Linked DNA regions of Homo sapiens: region 1 is linked to region 2. Evidence: read pairs that join two places in POLR2A ChIA-PET (ENCODE). Cell type or tissue: GM12878. All regions are shown on one strand.

Evidence for each region. Peaks named below come from ENCODE experiments on the same cell type or tissue, not always from the same donor. Only the 100,000 strongest peaks of a DNase experiment are listed, where the experiment ranks them.
Region 1: POLR2A ChIA-PET joins it to region 2 with 5 read pairs; 2 of 35 experiments call an interaction of 5 or more read pairs at or near these places.

What each region holds. Positions count from the first base shown.
Region 1 is chr6:43,083,858-43,087,857 of GRCh38, forward strand. All of the region lies in intron 1 of PTK7 (protein tyrosine kinase 7 (inactive)), which reads left to right. Among named protein-coding and RNA genes, the nearest start is that of PTK7, 9.5 kb to the left of the region's middle. RefSeq lists an enhancer at 1-18. In GM12878, no CTCF peak of the experiment used is centred here; a DNase peak (open chromatin) is centred at 2,374; H3K27ac peaks cover 425 bases.
Region 2 is chr6:42,570,829-42,574,828 of GRCh38, forward strand. It overlaps UBR2 (ubiquitin protein ligase E3 component n-recognin 2), which reads left to right. Exons shown (of 47, transcript NM_001363705.2): 2 at 2,906-3,165. Among named protein-coding and RNA genes, the nearest start is that of UBR2, 8.8 kb to the left of the region's middle. RefSeq lists enhancers at 1,932-1,991, 2,082-2,131. In GM12878, no CTCF peak of the experiment used is centred here; a DNase peak (open chromatin) is centred at 1,873; H3K4me3 peaks cover 1,392 bases; H3K27ac peaks cover 1,790 bases.

The DNA of each region.
Region 1 (4,000 bases), 510 kb after region 2:
GACAAAGTCCCGAGTCGCAGGGTAGGGATTGTAAGTTACATATTAGGAAGGTGTAGATATGTGTTTCTCAAATTAGAGTGGAGAGTATAGGGCAGGTCACCAAAGTATTGATGAAAAGTTTAGTTTCCTGGGCCTTACTGCAGACCTGCCCATCAGAATTATTGAGGGAGAGGCCAGAAAATGCATTTTATTTATTTGTTAGATTATGTTGCTGTTTTTGAATAGCTGATCCAGTTACATAGGCCAGATTTCAAAAGGAAACTGCATTTTAATTTTTATTTATTTATTTTTGAGACAGGGTCTCACTCTGTCACCCAGGTTGGAGTACAGTGGTGCAATCACAGCTCACTGCAGCCTTGTCCTGTTGGGCTCAAGTGATTCTCCCGCCTCCGCCTCCCAAGTAGCTGGGACCACAGGTGCATGCCACCATACCTGGCTAGTTTTTTAAATTTATTTTTTATTTTTAATAGAGGCGAGGTCTTGCTGTGTTGCCCAGGCTGGTGTTGAACTCCTGGGCTCAAGCTATCCTTCTGCCTCTGCTTGCCAAAGTGTTGGGATTACAGGCGTAAGCCATCACGCCCAGCCTGGAAACTGCATTTATAAAGAGCTTCCTGGAGATTCTTACCTACGCTTAAGTGTGAGAACCACTGGGTAGCCATAAGGAGAATTTATCAGTCTGAAGCGGAGGTGTGGTGTTGAGAAAAAGGGTGATATTAATAGTGGGGGGCTTAGGAGGGAGTTCATTCAAAGTGCTTCAGTGTCTTCTATGGGTGAAGCTGTCTGAGGAGGCATGGAATGCAGGAAGAAGACAAGATGGAGAAACGTGAATCAGATGAAGTATGAAAGACACCATTTGGTAAAGTGCTAAGTAGAATAGAAGAACATTCTAGAATGTGTGGGATGGTAAGTCTGAGATGTAGGAGCAAATAGGGGGTGGGAGGGCTTCAGAGAGGAGAGAAGACCCTACATTGCTGAATAGATGTAGTCAGTGACGGCCTCAGAATGATGAATAGATGTAGTCAGTGACGGCCTCAGAATGATGTAAAGTCATCGGACCAGGATTCTGAAAACCTGGGTGGTACTGTTCTAATATCACATGGCAGCCACAAGTGATGAAGTAATAGAAGAGACATCTATAGACCTGTGACACCAGTTTTTCTGTATTCTGGTCCTGGCTCAATTGCTGCATACCCACATGACCCTGAGCTGGTTAGTTAACCTTTCTGAGCCTCAGTTTCCTCGTGAGCACAATGCAAGTGATGCTGTTGCCTGCCTTGCTGGCCCCTGTGAAGTTGTGATATAATGCTCTTCAACTGTGGAAATGGGTGACCCCTGGGAAGCAGCCCCTCTGGCTAGCCCTGATGGTTCTTCCCAGAGACTGTCCTGGCCAGCCGTTTCCTTTTGAGGGGTCAGCCTTTCTTTTTTGAGATGGAGTTTCTCTCTGTCGCCCAGGCTGGAGTGCAGTAGTGCGATCTCCACCTCCCGGGTTCGCGCCATTCTCCTCCCTCAGCCTCCCGAGTAGCTGGGATTATAGGTGCCCGCCACCATGCCCGGCTAATTTTTGTATTTTCAGTAGAGACGGAGTTTCACCATATTGGTCAGGCTGGTCTTGAACTTCTGACCTCGTGATCCACCTGCCTCAGCCTCCCAAAGTGCTGGGATTACAGGCATAAGCCACTGTGCCTGGCCAGAGGTGTCAGCCTTTATTTCCAGCCTTCGGACCCTAGAATGGTTTGCCAAAGGCTCAACAAAGTCCCTCTTGACTAGCAGCCTTAGAAATGGTTTTCTCATTTGGGCTGGGTGCGGTGGCTCACGCCTGTAATCCCAGCACTTTGGGAGGCTGAGGCATGTGGATCACCTGAGGTCGGGAGTTCGAGACCAGCCTGACCAAAATGCAGAAACCCCATCTCTAGTAAAAATATAAAATTAGCCGGGTGTGGTGGCGCATGCCCGTAATCCCAGCTACTCAGGAGGCTGAGGCAGGAGAATCGCTTGAACCCGGGAGGCCGAGGTTGTGGTGAGCTGAGATTGCGCCACTGCACTCCAGCCTGGGCAACAAGAGCGAAACTCTGTCTCAAAAAAAAAAAAAAAAAAAAACATGGCTTCCTCATTCAAAAGCACAAGTTTTCTAAATGGGTCTCAGTATTCCAACAGCAGCCCAGAAATGTGGGAGCCACACACAGCCACATTTTCCTGGTGGGAATTCTCCCTCTCTCTTTGTCTCAATAGCAGATTCTCCCAAGGGGTGGGTTGGTGCTGGTTCAGGGCCACTGTCTCTCCTGGCATGCTGAGGTTCTCAGGGAGTGGGTAGTGAACTGTGCTTCAGGCAGCCTAGGCAGACTTTTATGATACCCAAGGGAGGGGTTTTTATAATCACTGGATGACTGTGGGGGTTTCCCCAGTCAGCGACTCTGTTAATTTGTGGGAACTTCTGTCTGTGCTGTGGGGAGGTTCCTGAGATTCTGTGTGGCCAAGGGCAGTGGGCTCTCCCTGGGGGTGGTTATGGGGGCCCGCATGGGCACTATCATGTACAACCTCCCCTCCAGGAGACACTCTGGCTTTTTTTTTTTTTTGTCTCCTCCTTGGGGTGGTGGCGGGGCAATGAGGGGAACGCTTGTCTGCTTTGGGACTGCTGAGGTGTCCCAGCAGCTAGCTCGTATGGTACCTTTGTGCACATTACAAATAAGTACTCCCAGTCGTGGGCGCAGTGGCTTACGCCTGTAATCCCAGCACTTGGGAGGCAGAGGCAAGTGGATCACTTGAGCTCAGGAGTTTGAGACCAGCCTAGGCAACAAGATGAAACCCTGTCTTTACAAAAAATACAAAAAAACTAGCTGGGTGTGGTGGTGCACGCCTGTAGTCTCAGCTACTCAAAGGCTGAGGCAGGAGGATTGCTTGAGCCTGGGAGGTCAGAGCTGAAGTGGGTGAGCTGTGATGTGATTGCACCACTGCACTCCAGCCTGGGCACCTGAGCGAGACCCTATCTCAAAAAAACAAAAAAACAACAACAAAAAAACCCTTCCTCCAGGTAGATGCAGTCCTGCACCAGGGTTCAGGCAGTATTTCAGTGTTGACTCTTTGGTCAGACATCTTGAGCAGTGCACAACCTGTACAGTCAAAGGTGGCTGTTCCATTGGCATGAAGGCCTTGCAGCTGTGGCTCTTTGTTTCCCAGCTGATGGGCCAAGATGATTTTGATGCCTCTGTTCTAAAGTCATGTTTCAAGTGAGCCCTCTTCACTACTGTTCTGCCTCCTATGGTGGTGGGATGGGGCAATCCTGCCTGTAACATACAATAGGAGAAGCCGGTGAGGGTGGAGCCCCATTACTGTACCCACCCCACATTGTATATCTGTGGCTGCTGAAGTCTTGACCTATTTCTGGGCCCCTTCCCTGTGAGAGGATTTTGCTGTCTTGCAGATACAGGCTCCTAGCCTTATGTGATAATTGGTGTGGAAGGCTGGCAGAATCCTTGGGAAGAGTGGGCCGCAGAGTTTATTTCACATTTTATTTAGGAGCTTTCAGTTTTCCTTTCTCTTGTTTCCTCTCTCCCTGGGGACACTAGGGTCTCCAGGTAAAGTGTGTGGGCATTCCTGATTTAGAGGAATTCCTGCAAGAGAAGTGGCAGGACCTCAGTCCCAAAGGCAGGTCTTGGGTCTTGCTGAGCTCCAGCGCTGGGTATCCTGGTGATGTTCATACCTCTTGAGCCTGAGGAAGCACCAGGAGGAGCACTAGGGTCAGTGTTGGAAGACATGGACTCTCCTTCCACATTTGCCTAAAACTGCCTGTGTGACCATGGGCAGGTCCCATCCTCTTCTCCAGGCTTCAACTTCAGAACAGAAGACCTTGGAGGGCCCTTGCTGAGGCTCACTCAGTGTGGCATCTCCAGCCTTGTTTCTGCCACACCTTACAGGCTCTCCTTACCCTGGGTTTAGGGAGAGCACTTTAATCTAAGGGCTGCTTTTTATTCTGGAGTCTCTAGTGCGTGGGCACAGATGTGTT
Region 2 (4,000 bases):
ATGCACCACCATGCCCAGCTAATCTTCTTTTATTTTTAGAAGAGACAGGGTTTTGCCATATTGCCCAAGCTAGACTCGAACCTCTGAACTCAAATGAGCCACCCGCCTTGGCCTCCCAAGTGCTGGGATTACAGGCATGAGCCAAAGAGCCTGGCCGATTTTTTTTTTTTTTCTTAACCAGAAGCTGATACTAGCGTCTGAATTTTTGTTGAAGAAATCTATGAACAAATTTGCTCTCGTTACAGTTACTAGACTGCATAATTTTTTTTTAGAAAGCATCCATGCTAGCCTGTAGTCCCAGCTACTTGGGAGGCTGAGGCAGGAGAATGGCGTGAACCTGGGAGGCGGAGCTTTCAGTGAGCCGAGATCGCGCCACTGCACTCCAGCCTGGGTGACAGAGCAAGACTCCGTCTCAAAAAAAAAAAAAAAAAAAAAAAAGCATCCCTTCTAAAGTAACCTTTCATTCTTGTATTAAAATTTTGCAACAGTGAAGTTTTACAGGAATGGGAACATAAAATATAAGGAAAAAAACTGGTTTTTAAATAAAATCTTTCAATATGTTGTAAAAAAAAGTCCGAAGCACTTAACTTTCTAGGATCATGGAGGTGAATTATTTTGGTCTTATTGCTTAATTTTTCTTTCATAAAGAGTAAATTGAATCCTAGCACCTTTGGGAGGCCGAGGTGGGCAGATCACCTGATGTCAGGAGTTTGAGACAAGCCTGGTCAACATAGTGAAACCTTGTCTCTACTAAAAATACAAAAATTAGCCGCGTGTGGTGGTGCACACCTGTAACCCCAGCTACTCAGGAGGCTGAGGCAGGAGAATCACTTGAACCTGGGAGGCAGAGGTTGCAGTGAGCCGAGATCGTACCACTGCACTCCAGCCTGGGCGACAGCACGAGACTCAAAAAAAAAAAAAAAAAAAAGCGCTTAGGATCATTTGACTACCTTCATTCTTGTTTTGGTTTGCTGACAATGGGTGAAAAATGAGACATTTACCTTTGAATGAGGCCAAAACGAGGTCTTTTAGCTCAAAGAATAAGATTCTAGTATGCTTGTTGAGGACTCTTTTTCTTTTTTTAAAACTTGTCCTCTTTATAATTACTGAGCTTAAAGGATGTGTATGTATATATAAAATTTTGATTGAGTCACTCTGAAGGGAGAGAATACTTAAAGCCTGTAGGATTGTCTCCTAAGAAATGATGCTGCTGCTGCTGTTTTATTTTTATTTTTATTTTTTTTTCCCTAACCACTTGGCCACCAGGGAAGAAATGCTGTTGTTTTGAAAGTAATTTAGTCTCTTTCCTACTTGCATAATGTAAACACAACAATGTTAGTAATATTTGGAAAATAGTTTAGTTTCACTTTAAGCATGAAAACTCTTTCACCGTTTTTGGTTATAAGCTTCTATCCAGTCCCTTAACTTATGAACAAAATTTTTACATTTTTAGTAAAAGTTCTCTGAAAACAGAAATTGACTAGAAAGTTAATATACATCACCTCATGCATATTTAAAATCTCTCTGTATGTTGTTTTTAGAAGGAGTGGTCTGAAGAATATACAAGTAATAGCTAAAATGAAGACCTTATGTTGACTTCTTATGATGTTACATATCACTTGAACATACTTTTTTTTTTTTTTTAAATAAAAATGTAACTGGAATTAGGTAGTAATCCATAGGTAAACATTGGAGGTTTTTTTTAATTTCAGCTTTTACTTTAGATTTAAGGAATACATGTGCAGGTTTGTTACATGAGTATATTGCACCTGGGTAGTGAGCATAGTACCCAATAGGTAGTTTTTCAACTCACTTCCCCTTCCTCTTTCCCTCCATCTGTGGGTTTTGTTCACGGTTCAGTTAACTGCATTCTAGCAGAAGTGAGTCTTTTTTTTTTTTTGTCCTTTGAGACAGACTCTTGCTCTGTCGCCCAGGCTGGATCTTGGCTCACTACAACCTCTGCCTCCTGGGTTTAAGCGATTTCTCCTGCCTCAGCCTCTTGAGTAACTGTGATTACAGGCATGCGCCACCACATCCAGCTAATTTTTATATTTTTAGTAGAGAAGAGACTTCACCATGTTGGCCAGGCTGGTCTTGAACTCCTGACCTCAGGTGATCTGCTTGGCCTGGCCTCCCAAAGTGCTGGGAAGCTTTTCAGATTTTTCGGTGTGGATACCCAGGTTGAGCTGGAAATGGAGAAAATAACAGATTTTGGTGGAGCATGGAGGGGAGATCATGCATTCAGTTATTGAGTTGGTACCTATGAGATCTAAGTAGAATCATGCTTTAAAATTTGTTTTTAGTGGGGAGAGCAAACGGAAAAGGCCTTATAGAGAGAGAGAAGTTGATCAGAGAAAGAAGGCATAATTGGTACAACAGTCTCTTGTGGACTGACTTATTCAATAAGAGACTGGTATATAAACTTGCTTATCAATCATTAAGAAATGTGTATTGGCTGTTCATGTTCACCGTACATATTGGCTGTTCATATTCACCGTACACTCTTCCTATGGACAAACTGACGTGAGAATTGATATCACAATGAGAATAACATTTGAGCAAAGCATTAGGAAGGACATTAGGTGAGCTCAATGGTTCATATCTTATATAATGATTTCTTGTAATTATTTTCTGGTACTGCCTAGAGAAGATTGCTTCAAGAGTCATTTTGCAGGGAAGGAGGGAGGCTTGTTTCATTTTAATTTTACTTACACTTAAAAGTAGGATTTAAACATACTTGGCATTTTAATAGATTAAATTTCTAACGTACGGTGGTGAGTGTTGTAAACAAAATATTTTAATATGCTTTTGTCATTATTTTTGTACCTAAAAGAAAGTAGGGTGAATTTGTTCAAATTAGTTTGTTGGTGTTTAAAACCATTTCTTCTCTTTTCTTCTTTTAAAGAAATGGCTGCAAGCAACTGACCTCACTAGAGAAGTGTACCAGCATTTAGCCCACTATGTACCCAAAATCTACTGCAGGGGTCCCAACCCTTTTCCACAGAAAGAAGACATGCTGGCACAGCATGTTTTGTTGGGACCAATGGAATGGTACCTTTGTGGTGAAGATCCTGCATTTGGATTTCCAAAACTTGAGCAAGCAAACAAACCTTCTCATCTTTGTGGTCGTGTTTTTAAAGTAGGAGAGCCTACATATTCTTGCAGGTAAAATATTTTAATTTTCTTTCTAGGAGGCTCTTGTTTTATTTGACCTCTTTTTTTCCCTGGAACTTTTGAGTTTTTGTTTAAAAATTATGAAATACCATATCTGCTTAAAAATCTGTATTACAAATACATGCTATTTAATAAATAATTAAAGCAAACATTTTTGTAATTATTCTTGATCAAAAAAAATTGTCACCAGCATTCTTGAAGCCCACTGTGTGCTTTCTTCCTTCCCCCATAATTAACTGACATCTTGACTCTTGCAATAATCACTTTCTTGCTTTTCTTGATATTTTTTAGTTACAGTAATTCTGATGTTCAAATTGCCATAGATTTGGCTAGTGAGAGCCCCGTCACACCATCTTGTCTTTTTCACATGCCTTCATTAGTTTGTGGGTGCTTCTTTCCTTTCTGGCACAAGATGCCCCAGCTCACTTTGTACTTGCTCTGACCCGTATGTACAATCAGCTATTTCTTTAAAGATTTTTCTTTCATTTGGGAATGGTAGTTAGAAACCAAGATCTGGGTGCTGTATGCATTTACTGCTGTTAGGAAGACTTTTCTTTTTTAAATTTCTTGGTGAAAATTGAGTATACAAGGGTAGAAGATGGAGAATAAAGTGCCTTGTCCCCTTTTTGACTGTCCAATTTTCCAGAATTAATCATTGTTAACATTTTCCCATATATCATTTCAGAAATTTTCCTTTTTTTTTTTTTTTCTGAGATGGAGTCTTGCCCTGTCACCCAGGCTGGAGTGCAGTGGCGCGATCTCGGCTCACTGCAACCTCCACCTGCCAGGTTCAAGTGATCCTTCTGCCTCAGCCTCCCAACTGGCT